Regions from separate parts of the Homo sapiens genome. Here region 2 is linked to region 1. Evidence: chromatin contacts called from ENCODE Hi-C or POLR2A ChIA-PET data. All regions are on one chromosome and are shown on one strand. Each heading gives the region's core, a stretch centred on a gene start or an enhancer-like site at or near the end of the contact. The rest is flanking DNA. Distances are from core to core; before and after follow the strand shown. Region 1 overlaps LINC00299 (long intergenic non-protein coding RNA 299). Region 2 has its middle 52 kb from the start of LINC00299.

Region 1 (2,700 bases), core at 201-2,700:
CGTCTTTCCCCAGTGTGCATTTGCCTAAATAAATGTCCTAGATACCTTTAGGAGAGAAGTGGGGGAATTATTGCTGAATGCACCTGCTGTAATATGGTACCATCCTTCCTGGGAAGAGCTCTGCTCCTCCTTCAGTCAACAGATTCTGGGGCTGAGAATTAGCTCCATTCAAGAAACTAGGCAAAAGATCCTGACTTTTGTACCTCCTGGTAATCCACACGTGCTTTCTTGTAGAAATTAAGCATTGCCCTTGTTGGGTGCCCATCTATCTCCTTCCTAAAACAATGAGCCTATTGAGAGCTCTCTGCAGGGCAGGAACCCCCTGGGTGCCCCACTGATCTTGCCTCTCATTGTGATCATGGCCTCTGCCTTGCATCCAATGGTGAGCATACCACCTGGCCTTTGTAATCCCAGGATCCTGTCATCCCCGTTGCTACCAGGAGCCAGTTCTGTGATTTCATCATCTGTCATCAGCTCTGGCACATAGAGCACAGCCATTCCTGAGCTCAGTGACTTTGGGGCCACTCTCACCAGTGCATTCCTTTGTACATGGGAAGTCCTCCAGGCCATCTCGTGAAGATAGTCAGCACCATGGATGCTAGCATGTCCACTCCAGCATGGCCACTTCTCTGAGCCATTTGGTCCCTCTCTCCACCATCTGCCTGAGTGTGGGTCACTGCTTTCTCTAGGCTTTTAAGCAACATCTGAGTTGAGTCTTAGCATTCTCTCCAGGGATCTTGACCAAGATGCTTAATCCTGTACCACCTAGATTGCTCCCTCTCAATAAACTCAACCTTATTCGATTTTATATCTACACTCTTTGATCCAATCCCATGAATATATTCCCAGGTCCTCTGCAACATATTAGCTCGACCCCACAGCTCCTTCACCTGATATCCCCTTTTGGCCAAGCCAGCCCAGCTCATCCCCAGTCGGGCTGTGCTGAGATTTGGTTCTTGTTATTCTTTGGTTTTGCCAACAGGAAAGATGAGGGTAGATCCTGATGGGTCAAGCATTGTCTTGTATGATACCTACCTCATTTGAGACCTCTGTATGATCTTCAGAAAAGGAAAGTCTTGCTTTTTTTTTTTTTTTTTTTTGACCGAGTCTCGCTCTGTTGCCCAGGCTGGAGTGCAATGGTGCAATCTGGGCTCACTGCAAGCTCCGCCTCCCAGGTTCAAGCAGTCTACAATCTTCTACATGACATGAGAAATAGGCCATTTCTGCAGGCCCAGGGGACTCAGGGGCATGTAAGTGTTCAGGGTTCCCAACTGTCCAGGGCTCCCACCCTAAGTGTAAGGGTCTCACCTCTTTCCCATTAGAGCCCTGTGTCTGAAGGACTGAGAACTTAACCTACTCAGGGTTCAGACTGGTCCTCCAGCCAACCTGCCTTCCAGCTGCAGATCATCGGGGTTTTCTTAAATGCTGCCAAGGAAGTGCTCTGGCTTTCACAGTTTGCCTGAAACCAGTGATGAGTCATCCTGCGCCTCTGCCTCTCTCTCTTCAACACTCAGTAGCCTCAGCCTCAGCCACCCAAGCCCACAGGCCTTCTGGTTATCATTTCATCAGCCGGCCACCTGCTTCCTCTCCAATTTTTCATTAGGGCCTGCAACTCACAACCACGTCCAGTGTCAGCTGCCTGAAAGTCTTCCTAGAAACAGAGTCTGAGATGGAAATTGCATGCAGAGTGCTGATCAGAGGGTGTTCTCGGGAGATTCTCCTGTAAAGAAGTGAGAAAGGCAGGATGCTGCAGAAGCTGAAGCTGGCTGCAACGAGGCTACACTTGGAGCCACCCCCAGCCAATCCTAAGTGGCGCTCTCGAGCTGGGACGGCCCATCAGAGTTGTCCCAAGTTGAGGCAAGAGGGCCGAGCCTTTGCGTTCCTTCCTCGGTCAGTTTCAGAACCTGGGGGATATGACCTGAAAAGAGGCCATTCCCTGCAGCAGGAGGGGGCATCCAGTGCGGGCTCTGCCATGGCCATCATCAACTGTCACTGCAGCTAGCGGGGAGACCTGGGCAGAGCACCCCAATGGTCACTGCAGCCGAAAGAGGACTGCTTGTCTTTCTGCTCTCACACCCCTTACCTAGGGAAGAGCAGAGAAAGGGTTGCTTGAATGGGAGGAATAGCAAAGAGAACAAAGAAATCCCAATGAGGGGAAACCTCTCAGCGCACCAGCCTCACTGTGTGCTGAGAGGCACCCACTGCCTTCCCTGCACTCCTTAGATCTTGTTCATGGGTGGTTGTTTGTTGTTGTTGTTGTTGTTGTTGTTGTTGCTGTTTTTAATGTAAGAAACAGAATCTTGCTGTGTTGACCAGGCTGGTCTCAAACTCCTGGCCTCAAGCGATCCTCCCCCCTCAGCCTCCCAAAGCACTGTGATTACAGGCGTGAGCCACTGCATCCAGTCTCATTCATCTTTTTGTACCATATTCTCTGTCCCACCACTCAGAAATATCTCAGGTGCTGTACTAGTGCCTTACACATCCTGGACCCTCAGTGCTGTCTCAAACTCCTGGCCTCAAGCAATACTCCCCACTCAGCCTCCCAAAGCACTGTGATTACAGGCGTGAGCCACTGCATCCAGCCTCATTCATCTTTTTGTACCACATTCTCTGCCCCACCACTCAAAAATATCTCAGGTGCTGTGCTAGTGCCTTACACATCCTGGACCCTCAATGCATAGCATGGTAGCACCAAAAGGT
Region 2 (2,700 bases), core at 64-2,563, 78 kb after region 1:
TCTCCTGTTTTCACAGACATTTGATTCAAGTCAACAAGTGCATCCTGAGAATCAATTCTTTCCCATACAAAGTGCTAGGCATTTTGAGAAATACAAGAGAACCAAAGATTTCAGCTCTGCTCTCAGGAAGTTTTTTGTCTCTTGAGCAGTACAAGGTTGACATATGTGAAATAACCATGAGCCATTAAGACAGTAAGGATAATCAAAGATCCAAATAAATAGAATAAATACACGTATGATGGAAATTCCCAGCGTCAGTTGCACACGCTCAAACTGGCTCTTCTCTCTCATCCCCAGCTACACAATGGCTGATGAGAACTGGCCTAGAATCTTGTCTCCCTCTTTTATAATATATTAACACCAAGAGCAGCAATACACCAAAGTTCAAATATGGTAACAAAAATGATGACAATGCAAGATTTTTTACTAACAAAGATACCCTGAGAGCCTGGCAACCAGGCCACGCCAACATCGAAAGGAATTAATTTTTTTGGTTTCCAGCACTGAAGCTTCTCACTCAGGATTCCAACAAACCACTCTCCCTGGTGACCTGAAGACCCAAACGGTCACTATCTCATCCCTGCCCCGTAAAGAACGTCACACAAGGGCACTTGTTCTACAGTCGTGGTCAAATAGCCAGTGGGAACGCTTTGTTCCAATTTGGAATCTAATTCTGTGATACGTGTAGATTATAATACATTGCAATTTTTCTTCATTCTCTTTGCATGTAAATTAATCCACTGCACTGGAACTACTACTTAAAACAAAGGGTGTTGATTTATAGTCAGTCTCTCCCTCATAAATCACACCTGCAGCGTGGTGCTCAGGGCCCGCCAGGCTGTGCCAGCACTTACCTTTTATAAATGATGTGGGGTGACCTCCCATTGTGAAGCAGCCTGATACAATCCCATTCTTCCTTCCCACATTCACTTTTCCTTGGCTGGTTATTCCCACAGGGACTTCAGACCCTGTGTTTGCAAGCATGCCAGTTGTGTTCTGTTTTGTTTTATTTTTTACATTAAGGAGTGTCAAAATTAAAATCTATGGCTTTGCCCCCCTGTATTTGCTATCTATGGAAATACAGCTGTGCCTCTTGTCCCCTCCCTTGTAACCAACATGCCTTTCAGCATCTCATCTGGGTCACTTTTAGAGTCAGAAGTCTGACCTTTCAAGAGCCTAGAGTGCGAGGGGGCAGCCGGCTTTCTCATTCAGCAGAGGAAGCTGGCTAATAACCACAGAAGTTCCCCCATGAAGTGTTCTGTTGGGTCTTAGGGGAGAAATGCTCAAAGTCCGTCATTTCCCGTGCATCTGGTTTCCCTGCCACTTTCAGAGACCTACAGGAAGCCAGGCGGAAGGCGTGTCAAGGAAGCAGGGACTCAGGATAGCAGCCATGCCTGGGAGAGCTAAAATCAGCCCTCACCAGACCCTTTCCTGATGGAGTAGGCAGTGTCAGGAGAGAAAAGGGTGACAACATGTTCTTAAAGCCCAGGGTAGTGACAGCAGGTCCCTGAGCCCAGATCTGAAAACGTATTTATCTTTCCTGAAGTCTTGAGATGTTAAAGGTTCCTAGTACAATACGCACAGCAGAGCTGGGAGCATCCCCTGTATATATTGCCCTGTTGTTAACGGCTGTTATAATGGTAATGGTATTGTTACAAGAAAAACTTTAGATAAATTAATTCAACAGAGTTTAATTGATCAAAGAACAATTCTCCAATTGGGCAGCGCTTGGAACCAGAAGAGAGGCTCAGAGAGCTCTCCACTCTGCAAGTGCGCAGGCAGCATTTATGGGCAGAAAACAGAAGTGTGGTACAGAAAGGGCCTGACTGATTACAGGCAGCCTTTGCCATATTTGAATGTGGTCTGAACAGCTGGCGGTCTGGGATTGACTGAAGTTCAGCTGCTGTGATTGGCTGAGACTCAGTTATGATACAAAAGTATACTTCAAAGGTGGGCTTTCAGTGAGTTTACATACTAAGTTACCTTGCAATTTGTTACCCAGGGACTCAAAGTAGGGAGGCCTCCTCAGGCCACATTTAGCTTAATTTAACAGTGTCATTATTAACAAAAGTGAGGGGTGGGCAGCTTCACCTTCCTGTTAAAGGGGATGGGAGCCTCTGGTCGGCCTCCACTGGGTCACCTCGGGCAAGCCACACAACCTCAGCAGGCGTCACTTTATTTTCTAGTGCAGTGAGCATAGGGGCCATGTTTTAACTTACTTCTAGCTGTAAAGTTAAATTATTCTGAGATGTATGCAATCAAGGAAGATTGATGTTTATTAGGAAAGCACTCCCCCAAAAATTTGGTGTAAGAACCAGTTAAGTGTTACCTAGTGGGAAACATTTGGGACATACTAGGTTTCCTTATGGCAGGCCTTCTCAGAACATTTTTTGGGTCTTCTTTTTTTTTTTATTGTTTTCTTTATTTTATAGGATTATTTAAGTTACAAAAAAAATACATGCTCCTTATAAACAATACAGAGGTTAGTTAATTAAATATGGATAACCTCACCTTCGTTACTCCAATACCAGCCCCAGAGGTAAATAACACTAGGGTTTGGTATGTCTGCATCTTCCCAAAATCTCAGGTCCACCAGGACTCTCTAGGAGGAGGATGGAGCAAGAAACCTTACCCAAATTGTTTGACCATCCTACCGTTTTTCACATAGCATCTCACAGGTCTGTGTCTTGCTCTGGTTTA

What was found. Hi-C counts contacts between places; a loop is a spot of excess contacts on that map. ChIA-PET counts read pairs that join two places held with the same protein, here RNA polymerase II (POLR2A). Pooled maps may share reads with other maps.
Region 2: a map of GM12878 shows a loop between it and region 1 (2.1-fold over the local background). The contact joins two enhancer-like sites. A Hi-C loop is called at or near these places in 3 of 168 maps with a recorded cell type or tissue (GM12878, PC-3 and right lobe of liver), 27 of 37 single-sample maps with no recorded cell type and 13 of 50 pooled maps. POLR2A ChIA-PET finds 5 or more read pairs at or near these places in 4 of 52 experiments (GM12878, PC-9, T-cell and 1 more).

What each region holds. Positions count from the first base shown.
Region 1 is chr2:8,300,706-8,303,405 of GRCh38, forward strand. The region is part of intron 2 of LINC00299 (long intergenic non-protein coding RNA 299); the gene reads right to left. Among named protein-coding and RNA genes, the nearest start is that of LINC00299, 26 kb to the right of the region's middle. RefSeq lists enhancers at 1-521, 1,627-1,686. Within about 2 kb of position 1,451, at least 17 of the 41 ENCODE cell types and tissues checked have a DNase peak (open chromatin) inside an H3K27ac peak, as active enhancers do.
Region 2 is chr2:8,378,923-8,381,622 of GRCh38, forward strand. No RefSeq gene overlaps it. Among named protein-coding and RNA genes, the nearest start is that of LINC00299, 52 kb to the left of the region's middle. Within about 2 kb of position 1,314, at least 5 of the 41 ENCODE cell types and tissues checked have a DNase peak (open chromatin) inside an H3K27ac peak, as active enhancers do.